3 separate regions of the Homo sapiens genome follow, and all the other regions are linked to region 1. The links are chromatin contacts, found by Hi-C or POLR2A ChIA-PET in ENCODE. All regions are on one chromosome and are shown on one strand. Each heading gives the region's core, a stretch centred on a gene start or an enhancer-like site at or near the end of the contact. The rest is flanking DNA. Distances are from core to core; before and after follow the strand shown. Region 1 has its middle 38 kb from the start of URB2. Region 2 holds the start of PGBD5 (piggyBac transposable element derived 5). Region 3 has its middle 130 kb from the start of PGBD5.

Region 1 (3,210 bases), core at 402-2,901:
ACAGGTGCACACCACCACAACCAGCTAATTTTTAAGTTTTTAGTAGAGATAGTCTCACTATGTTGCCCAGGCTGGTCTGGGACTCCTGGCCTCAAGCAGTCCTCCCTTCCTTGGCCTCCCAAAGTGCTGGGATTACAGGTGTTAGCCCCCGCACCTGGCCCTGGTTTCTCATAACTCATAGAGGTAACTTTGATTTATTGCCGGCATGCCAGGCTATAGCCTGAATTCTTTTGTCTAATAAGCTCATACGTTTCTGCTTTATGTCTCATAAAAGCCGCTGTAGAGGCAGCAGCAGTGTCGTTTTTGATTCCTCATTCCCTTGTGCAACTTCTGAACACTCTCCTTTTTTTTTAAATTTTACTTTGTCGTTTACCTTTTCCATCTCTTCCAGCAGACAAGTTCAGTGGCTGGAGGGAGAGGTGATATTCACCCTTTCCCCCTCAGCCTGTATGTCTCTCGTGTCTCTCTAATGGATGTTACTTCTGTTGCCCTGTGCTTTCTTGTCCCCACGTCCTTCCAACACCATTCTGCCATCCCCACTCACTGACTTCTCTGCCCTCCCTCCCTGGTGTGTCTGGGCCACCTCTCTCAATCACTCCTGCTTGCTGGTGACCTCTCTTCTTTCCCAGTCTTCCCTCTTGTTTCCTGCTGATATTTTTTGTAGCCTCATGTCCACACTGGGGACCCTTCTGAAATGTCCTGACCCCACATTCCCAGGACTGCCACCCCTGCCCATCTGCCATCGCTGATGTGAGAACTCACACTTGAGCCTCCTTGTTGGACTCTTCTTGGCTTCCCTTGCTCCTTTTTTTTAAGAGGCTGGAGTACAGTGGTGTGATCCTAGCTCACTGCAGCCTCCAACTCCTGGGCTGAAGTGCTCCTCCCATGTCAGCCTCCCAAGTAGCTAGGACTACAGGTGCATGCCACCACGCCTCGCTAATCTTTTTTAAGTAGAGATGGGATTTCGCTCTTGCCCTGGCTGGAATTGAACTCCTGGGCTCAGGTGATCCTCTTGCCTTGGCCTCCAAAGTGCTGGGATTACAGGTGTAAGCCACCGTGCCTGGCCCAATGAGCCTGTTTGTAATGTCCTTTCTTTGGCCTGCCCTGTTGTCCCTCTACCCAGCTTGTTCCCCGTTGCCACCATGACCACTGTGCCTCACTGGCATCCCTAGGTCTGTCACCTCCTTCCTCGTCTTTGGAGTTCCCTGATTGTCCTGCCCTACCCTTAACTCCAGAGCCAGCTCTGTTGAGGGAGAAAGGAATGGAGTCATGGGGATTGATTCTCTACAAAATCCTGTTCTCTCTCTTCTGCTGGGGTCACCTATTGGGAGGAAGATCTCTTTTTTCATCAGAGGGAGAAACATCCATGAGGCAGCATAGCTTTGGGATGTTAGGAGCTTGTGGAGACTGGATTGTTACAATGGTTTTAATGTGAAGTTCTGGTTGATCGTAGAACATAAATATTTGGATGAGAGGAAGGAAGAGGTTTGTGAAATGCTCCAGAAAGAACACAACTAGTAGTAGTGGGAGTGGTTTTTCATTACAAAGGAGGATTGAGGGGATGTGACTCAGTAGACCAGGCTCAACGGAGGTGAAAGTGTGCTGGGGCCTGGGGCGAGAAACACACTCAGAAAAATGAGGCCACGGGAAATCCCAGCAGTAACGCCTGGCCGGCTGCCAAGGTGGTGATAAAGAAGCACCCACAGAAACACAAATCAGTGCACGGCCCTGCGTCTTCCTGTACCTTAATGTCATGCTAGAGGGCATGGCCAACTGTTTCCCAACTATGGCCATTTCAAAGACTCAGAATGGCTGTTCTTGTGGGGACAGATGTGGGTGCCGGTGCCATTCAGTGTCTGGTATTCTCTGACTTGGCATGCAGCCTGCACTGGTATTTTCTCTAAGCCCTCTTTGAGCTTTATAACAGATTAAATCAGGCACACAATCTCTTCCCATCTAACCATAGCCCTCTGTCTCTCGAGTCTCTGCTATCACTTTCCCTGCTGTTTATAGACACACACAGAATACTCTTAATTTATCTTCAGTCTCGATCCTGTTATCCTCTCACATTTCCATCAGCCTTTTCTCTTGACTACCCAACAATTATAAGGAGTCTACCTTTGCTCCTTGGTCATCCTTCCCATCAAAACTGCCCTCTGAAAGACACCTGGCTTCACGAATGTGTGGTAGGTCCTTGACCATCGCTGGACACCCTTGGCTGGTCGGACCCCCCGCTGGCTCTCTGCATCCTCTAGGGCCTCGACTATCTCTGATGCTCTTGGTTACCTTTTTCTCTCCCTTCCCCTAAAATACTGGTGTCCTCAAGGATTAATCCTTGACAATTCTCTCTAGACCTTCTAACTTTCCTGACCTTCCACTCCCTGATGTCACCATTGCCTCTGGGCAAGTCCTTTTCAAACTTGCCAATTTCTGCTCATTGAATTGAGTTGAAAATCTGGAAGACATAACCAATTCCTCACTCTCCTTCAGTCCCAGCTCTCACTAGCATCTTCCCTCTTTTCTCTTACTGCCTGTGGTCACTCATCCTAGAGATTGTTTCTAAATAGTCCTAGTGGTTGTCCCTCCATCTTCCTTCAAACCTCCAAAGAGTCTCCTTTCAAAAAACAAATTTCTTTTTTTTTTTTTTTTTGAGACAGGGTCTTGCTCTGTTGCCCAGGATGGGTTACAGTGGCATGATCTTGGCTCACTGCAGCCTCTGCCTCCCAGGTTCAAGCGATTCTCCCACCTCAGCCTCCTGAGTAGCTGGAACTATAGGTGCGTGCCACCATGCTTGGCTAATTTTTATATTTTTTTGGTAGAGACGGGGTTTCACCATGGTGGCCAGGCTGGTCTTGAACTCCTGACCTCAGGTGATCCACCATCCTTGGACTCCCAAAGTGCTGGGATTACAGGCATGAGCCACCACGCCTGGCCTTATGATGACTTTTGGAAACTCCATCTAAAATCCCACCCACCTGCCTTGACCATCCTGTCCCCTTTTTCCCTGCTTCATTACTTTTTCCTCAGTATGTGTTGCTCTCCAATTTACTAGGTGTTTTGCTTATGCATGTTGTCTGGTGTCTTTTTTCCCAGTAGAAGTTAAACTCCGCATATGCAGGGATCCTGTTTGTGCTACTCACAGCTTGAGTATGGACCCGAAATGGGCACCTGGCACATAGTAGGTGCTCAATTAATACTTGTTGGATGAAG
Region 2 (3,210 bases), core at 390-2,889, 760 kb after region 1:
AGCATGCAGGAGCACGGGCCTGCTACAGAAGGCCGTGGAACAAGAAATACCAGCATGAGAGGGCGGCTGGTCTGCAGCTTTCAAAGAAGGCAGAGGCTGCGGAGCTTCTGCAGAGGAAGTGGTGATATTTCAACAGCCAACTCCCACAAAAACAGACAGTGAAGAGGAGTGGGGCAGCCGCAGCTGCCAGCACCCTAGCCACCTTCTCCAGGTATTCGGGGCTTGTCTGTGGCCACAGTGGTAAGCAGGACACACCTGAAAGTACCTTCTGGCGGAAAAGCAAGCACCTTAACGCTGCCCAATCGGTCCCTTCCTTCACTCCTCCCCATTCTTAACAAGAGATCTGGAATGGCGCGGACAGGGAAAGTTTCTCAGATTAAGGAGAAAACTAAGCCAAGTCAAGACGCCGCGGGTGGCCTCTCTCTCAACTCTCACTGGGCCAACTCCTACCTGCCTCGCCCGCGTCACCTGCTGTAAGGCTTGCTCTTGGGCTGTCAGTGAAAAAACGACTCCCCCTGCCTCCACCAGCCACGCCGGGCTTTCAGAAAAGCCCCCTCAACTAGGAAAGCCTAACTTCAATCCACCCCTAAAAGTCCGACCCACAGGTGTGACAGACTTCCCATGCAGGGGCTGGGGTGCTCCCAGGAAGTGAAGGAAAAGGTCCCCGACGACATTGTCACTGGAAAAGTGCTGGCCACGGCCTCCGCCTTACCCTCTCCACCCACGGGTTCGGAGCCCCCAGGAGCAGTCAGACCGATCACCGCTCCTGCAGCCTCATTTGTTTCCGGAGAGACACCCACAAGCCAGCCCACGGAGAGTCTGGACTCGCCCGCCCCAGCACCCACGCCTCCCCCGCGCCCGGTTCCAGCGCCGCCCCCGACATCCACCCGCGGGCAGCCCCTTACCGCCGGTATCCTCGAAGCGCGGGGGCGGGCGGTCCCGCAGCGCTGCGCTCCAGCCCGCGCCGGCCTCGTCCTCCTCCGGCTCCTGTGCGTCCGGGGCGCGGGGCGGTGGCGGGGCGGCCCCTGGGGGTCCCGGGGGCTCGCGCTCGTCGTCCGAGGAGGCGGCCGAGGAGGAGCGCGAGGCGGCCGAGGTGCTGTAGAAGGGGTTCCCGCCGCTGTCCGGGCCGGACTCGCCGAACACGTCGTCCGAGATGTGCAGGCTCTCGTAGCGCGCGCGGGCAGCCTCGAGCAGCGCCGGCGCCCTCCTCCGCGCGCCCCCGCCGCCCTCGGCCATGGCCCCGGCCGCCGCCCGCGCGCCCGCCCCCACAGTGCCTCCCAGCCGCACACGCCGGGCCCTGGGCCCGCGCCGCGGCCCGCCGCCCCCCACCAGCGCAGCCCGCAGCACAGCGCCCGCCGCCCCGTGCCCGGCCGGCCCGCCGTCTTGGCCGCCTCGGGCCCAGCGCCCGGGGAAGCGCCCTCGGAGCTCGGGCGCCGCAGGCTGCGGGCCGCGGCGGGAGGCGAGCCGCGCGCGGGGCTGGCAGGGGCGACCCAGAGCGGGCGGGACGCAGAGGCTGCGGCCGAGACCAGGCGCCGCCGCCGCCACCGCCGCCACCACCGCCACCACCGCCGCCGCTGCGTCTCCTCGGCGCCCGCCGCCTCCCTGCCCGCCCTCTCCACGGCCTCCGGCGCTCGGCTGCCGACCTTCCCGGGCGCGAGCCGCCAGAGGCGGGCCCTGCCGCCCCTCACCTCCCGCCCGCCGGCCAATGGGGAGCCCGGCCCGGACAGCCGCGGGGGAGCTGGGCGGGCCCGGCGCGGGGAACGCCCCCACCCTCCTCCGCGGGGCGGGGCGGGGCGCGCGGCCGGGGCTGGCGGTTAGGGGGAGGGCCGCCGGCGGCAGTGCCGGTCTCCTCCTACAGGGACGCGCAGCCCGGGACCGCCACGCGCAGCGCGGGAGGGGGAGGGCGGGACCGGGGAACAGGAGGGGAGGGGGACCCGGGTGCTTCCAGCGGTCCGGGCCCGCGGACGGAGTGCGGGCCGATCCCGCTCACTGTCCCCTTCCGCAGTCCGCGTGCAGCTCCAGGGAGCTGTCCGCCCCGGTGGTTCTGAACCAGGCGCCGCCGAAACGCTCCAGGTAGGCGGCGGGCCCGAGGTCACCACACCCGCGGCGGCGGCTGCTGCCGAGGTTTCCTGGGGGTCACTGCCAGCTGCGCCGCATGCTCCCATAAATACAGGGGCTGTCCAGCTTCTGGGAATCTCGCTCTAATTAGGAGCCCGCCTCGCCGGTCCACTGTTGGTCGCTGGTCAGATGCTAACTCCGTCTCGCTTCAGTATCCCTGTAATTTAAGGGTGCCAGCACTGGAGTTAAGTAGCTAGTCATTCCTCATCATCGTTGACGTGTGGCATCTTTTGAACTCAAAATATCCATTACTTCCAAATACTAATTACTCTCACACCTCTATTTTAATATCTCCTTCACACACACACTTGAAACACTCATGTACTGAAATATTGCATGATCACCCAGGCTTCAGTGCTCTCATAAACAATAGCACAGAAAGGTTGCATCCGCCCCTCTTCCTTGGGCAGGAATGTGTGGTGGTCATCCTGTTGATGGCGATACGCGTAACGGAGACTGCCTTGTCTTCTTGCTCCCCTCCTCCTCCTTCGAATAATGCAATAAGTCACACTAATGGTAAATGGGCCATAAAGTCACTTTCACTCTGAAATAAAATAAATCCTCAGAGATGTGAAGGGCTTACAAATCCTACTGAGCATTAACTAAATTGTAGTTACATGAAACAGAAAGGCATGTTGCGATTTCTACGAATGCATAAAGGATGAAGGACCATTTTGCCGCCAAGTGGGGTCACTTCTAGTGTCGAGCAGGAACCTTCACTCATGCCCTCCCCTCCCCAGCCCCTGTGGTTCCTCCTTCCACATCAGGGGCTCTGCACAGGCATAGGTTCATGATCATCACTAACAGACAATATATAAAAAGGAAAAGATTCATGGAACTTTCCTTGCTATGTGGATTGGCTGAAAAATGAGGAAGTGCTTGCAAAGCATTTTTACTCTCTTGGAAGAATTATGCCACGGAAAATATCTGGTTTCCAACATACCTATATACTGTGCTAACCAGCTGAAAGTTGTTGAAGAGAGTACAGGTAATCTGACTTATCAAAAAGGGTGATAGTAAAGCATAGGTTGAAGATGCAAGAAGAAGAGTAAGACTCCATAGCTCAAGTTCAAATTCTGCAATTAGGAATTG
Region 3 (3,210 bases), core at 711-3,210, 640 kb after region 1:
CTACAACTATCTGATCTTTGACAACCCTGAGAAAAACAAGCAATGGGGAAAGGATTCCCTATTTAATAAATGGTGCTGGGAAAACTGGCTAGCCATATGTAGAAAGCTGAAACTGGATCCCTTCCTTACACCTTACACAAAAATTAATTCAAGATGGATTAAAGACTTAAACGTTAGACCTAAAACCATAAAAACCCTAGAAGAAAACCTAGGCATTACCATTCAGGACATAGGCATGGGCAAGGACTTCATGTCTAAAACACCAAAAGCAATGGCAACAAAAGCCAAAATTGACAAATGGGATCTAATTAAACTAAAGAGCTTCTGCACAGCAAAAGAAACTACCATCAGAGTGAACAGGCAACCTACAAAATGGGAAAAATTTTCGCAACCTACTCATCTGACAAAGGGCTAATATCCAGAATCTACAATGAACTCAAACAAATTTACAAGAAAAAACAAACAACCCCATCAAAAAGTGGGTGAAGGATATGAACAGACACTTCTCAAAAGAAGACATTTATGAAGCCAAAAGACACATGAAAAAATGCTCATCATCACTGGCCATCAGAGAAATGCAAATCAAAACCACAATGAGATACCATCTCACACCAGTTAGAATAGCAATCATTAAAAAGTCAGGAAACAACAGGTGCTGGAGAGGATGTGGAGAAATAGGAACACTTTTACACTGTTGGTGGGACTGTAAACGAGTTCAACCATTGTGGAAGTCAGTGTGGCGATTCCTCAGGGATCTAGAACTAGAAATACCATTTGACCCAGCCATCCCATTACTGGGTATATATCCAAAGGACTATAAATCATGCTGCTATAAAGACACATGCACACGTATGTTTATTGCGGCACTACTCACAATAGCAAAGACTTGGAACCAACCCAAATGTCCAACAATGATAGACTGGATTAAGAAAATGTTGCACATATACACCATGGAATACTATGCAGCCATAAAAAACGATGAGTTCACGTCCTTTGTAGGGACATGGATGAAATTGGAAATCAACATTCTCAGTAAACTATCTCAAGGACAAAAAACCAAACACCACATGTTCTCACTCATAGGTGGGAATTGAACAGTGAGAACACATGGACACAGGAAGGGGAACATCACACTCTGGGGACTGTTGTGGGGTGGGGGGAGCGGGGAGGGATAGCATTAGGAGATATACCTAATGCTAAATGACGAGTTAATGGGTGCAGCACCCCAGCATGGCACATGTATACATATGTAACTAACCTGCACATTGTGCACATGTACCCTAAAACTTAAAGTATAATAATAATTAAAAAAAAAAAGATAAAGAACCCAGGGCTCAAGGGGAACCCACGATTGCTCAAGATCATCGTCAATAACAGAGCTTGGTGGAAATTCACAAGTACTGACTCCACGGCCAGAGATCGTCTCTCCACTGGAGAGCGACTTCCTCCCTCTGGGTATGTGGCCTGTCAGTTTGACAACCAGGCCCTGCCTCCACTCCTTTAAATGCAGGGTCAGCCTGAGGGAGGGAAGAGGCAGAAAAAGGGCCCAGAGGTGCCAGATCTTCCTACAGTGGCCCTGTGCCAGGCCGTTCACCCAGAGGGAGGGTCTGCCTTCCATGTGCATCCCAACTGTCCTTTCTTTCTGTGTCTCCACCCTGGCTGTGAGGCTCTTCCCAGCAGACAGATCACAATGGACCTGTCCCTGTTATGATCCTTTGTTTGGTGACAGATAAACTGGGCAAAGTCTAAAGGCTGCCCCTGAGACAGTACTCACGATTACAATGATTTTTCCAGCCGCGTCATCCTTTTAAACTTTCATTTGACTTCCTGTTCCTCACGAGCACAGGGAGAAATGAGGGCTCCGTTCCTTGAACCAGAAACACAAAAGGGAGTTCTCCAAGCTGATCTGTGCCTGTGCATTTGGCAAGGACAAAAGCAGATGCTCTGATGTGACTGTTTCCTGGTTCTTCCTCTTTGCATTGAAACCTGCTCTCTCCGCTCTTCGGCAAATTCGCCCCGAGGAAGTAAGGTGCTGGGCACCTGTCACCACTGTATTGACTTGAAACTCCTGAATGTGCCCACTGCCCTCAGAATCCCTCCGGGGCCTGAAATCACCTCCATATTGATTTCTTGTTGCTGCTGTAACAAATGACCTCCAACTTGGTGGCTGCAACAACACAAATGTAGTACCTTACAGCTCTGGAGGTCAGAAGTCTGACACGGCCTCCCTGGGCGAAAGTAAAGGTGTCTGTAGGGCTGCAGTCCTTTCTGGAGGCTCTGAGGGAGGATTCCACTTCACACTGTGCCCAGCTTTTAGAGGTGTCCATGCCCCTTGGCTTACATCCCCCCATCCATCATCAAAGCCAGCAACGTTGCACCTCCTGCGTTCTTCACAGCCGTGTCTCCGCTGTAAACACAGCTGGGAAAGGTTCTCACTCACAAGGACCCTTGTGATGACACTGCACCCACAGGATATTCCAGGGTCCTCTCCCTGCCTCACAGACAGCTGATTGCAACCTGAACTCCTCTGCTACCTGAATTCCTGTTTGCTGTGAAAAGTAACATAGGCTTAGGTCCTGGGGATTAGGAGGTGAGCCTCTTTGTTTCGGGGTCGGGGCTCCTCGTTCTGCCCACCACACCTCCCATTAAGGCTTGCCATCATGATGGGCCATTACTGAAATGAGGGTGTTACCTGGGCAGTCGGGGTTTAAGGCCATCCCCACCACTGCGCACCAGCCCGCTGATCATGAGCACGGTGCTGGTCATAGTTTTTGAGACAGGGAGGTCCTAGAAGGCTCCAACAGCAGGAAAGGTAGGTTTCTCTAGCACTCATGGGTGGATGCCTTAGAAATAAGAGAGAAACAAACAGCCTCTGGGCCTTGAGAGGTTTAGATTTCCCATTTGAAGCAGAGGTGGTGTGGAGGGGAGGGCCGGGGCCAGCACCTGTTCAGAAAATGCATTCCCCAGAGATGGAAGCAGGTGACAGTGTTCTCACATTAGTTGTGCTGAGAGAAAAAGTCCTTCGTTCAGCTGCGCCCAAGGCTTTATTCACAGACTCCCGTCTCTCCCAGGGGTGCTGGAAAGACCTTGGGGACCTCCTCACCCTTCTTGCTGGAAGATGCCCGTACCGCAGCGCACGAGACCCCAGCTTTTCCGGGGCGGCTGCACTGTCAACTCAATGCCTAGCAAGGATGCGTCCGGCTGGGCATA

The links. A loop is a pair of places that touch in the nucleus more often than their neighbours do. ChIA-PET counts read pairs that join two places held with the same protein, here RNA polymerase II (POLR2A). Pooled maps may share reads with other maps.
Region 2: a loop to region 1 is called in a pooled map, with 8 times the contacts of the local background. The contact joins the promoter of PGBD5 here to the enhancer-like site in region 1. A Hi-C loop is called at or near these places in 4 of 50 pooled maps.
Region 3: a loop to region 1 is called in a map of heart right ventricle, with 4 times the contacts of the local background. The contact joins two enhancer-like sites. A Hi-C loop is called at or near these places in 117 of 168 maps with a recorded cell type or tissue (A673, B cell, CD14-positive monocyte and 66 more), 37 of 37 single-sample maps with no recorded cell type and 49 of 50 pooled maps. POLR2A ChIA-PET finds 5 or more read pairs at or near these places in 2 of 52 experiments (MCF 10A and OCI-LY7).

The regions. Positions count from the first base shown.
Region 1 is chr1:229,662,665-229,665,874 of GRCh38, forward strand. No RefSeq gene overlaps it. Among named protein-coding and RNA genes, the nearest start is that of URB2, 38 kb to the left of the region's middle. Within about 2 kb of position 1,652, at least 5 of the 41 ENCODE cell types and tissues checked have a DNase peak (open chromatin) inside an H3K27ac peak, as active enhancers do; they include B cell and spleen, where a contact is called at or near this core.
Region 2 is chr1:230,424,693-230,427,902 of GRCh38, forward strand. PGBD5 (piggyBac transposable element derived 5) reads right to left here and starts at 1,640. Exons shown (of 7, transcript NM_001258311.2): 1 at 906-1,640. The coding sequence starts at 1,236. RefSeq lists a silencer at 1,587-1,906 and enhancers at 1,715-2,262, 2,263-2,809.
Region 3 is chr1:230,297,836-230,301,045 of GRCh38, forward strand. No RefSeq gene overlaps it. Among named protein-coding and RNA genes, the nearest start is that of PGBD5, 130 kb to the right of the region's middle. Within about 2 kb of position 1,961, at least 5 of the 41 ENCODE cell types and tissues checked have a DNase peak (open chromatin) inside an H3K27ac peak, as active enhancers do; they include B cell and spleen, where a contact is called at or near this core.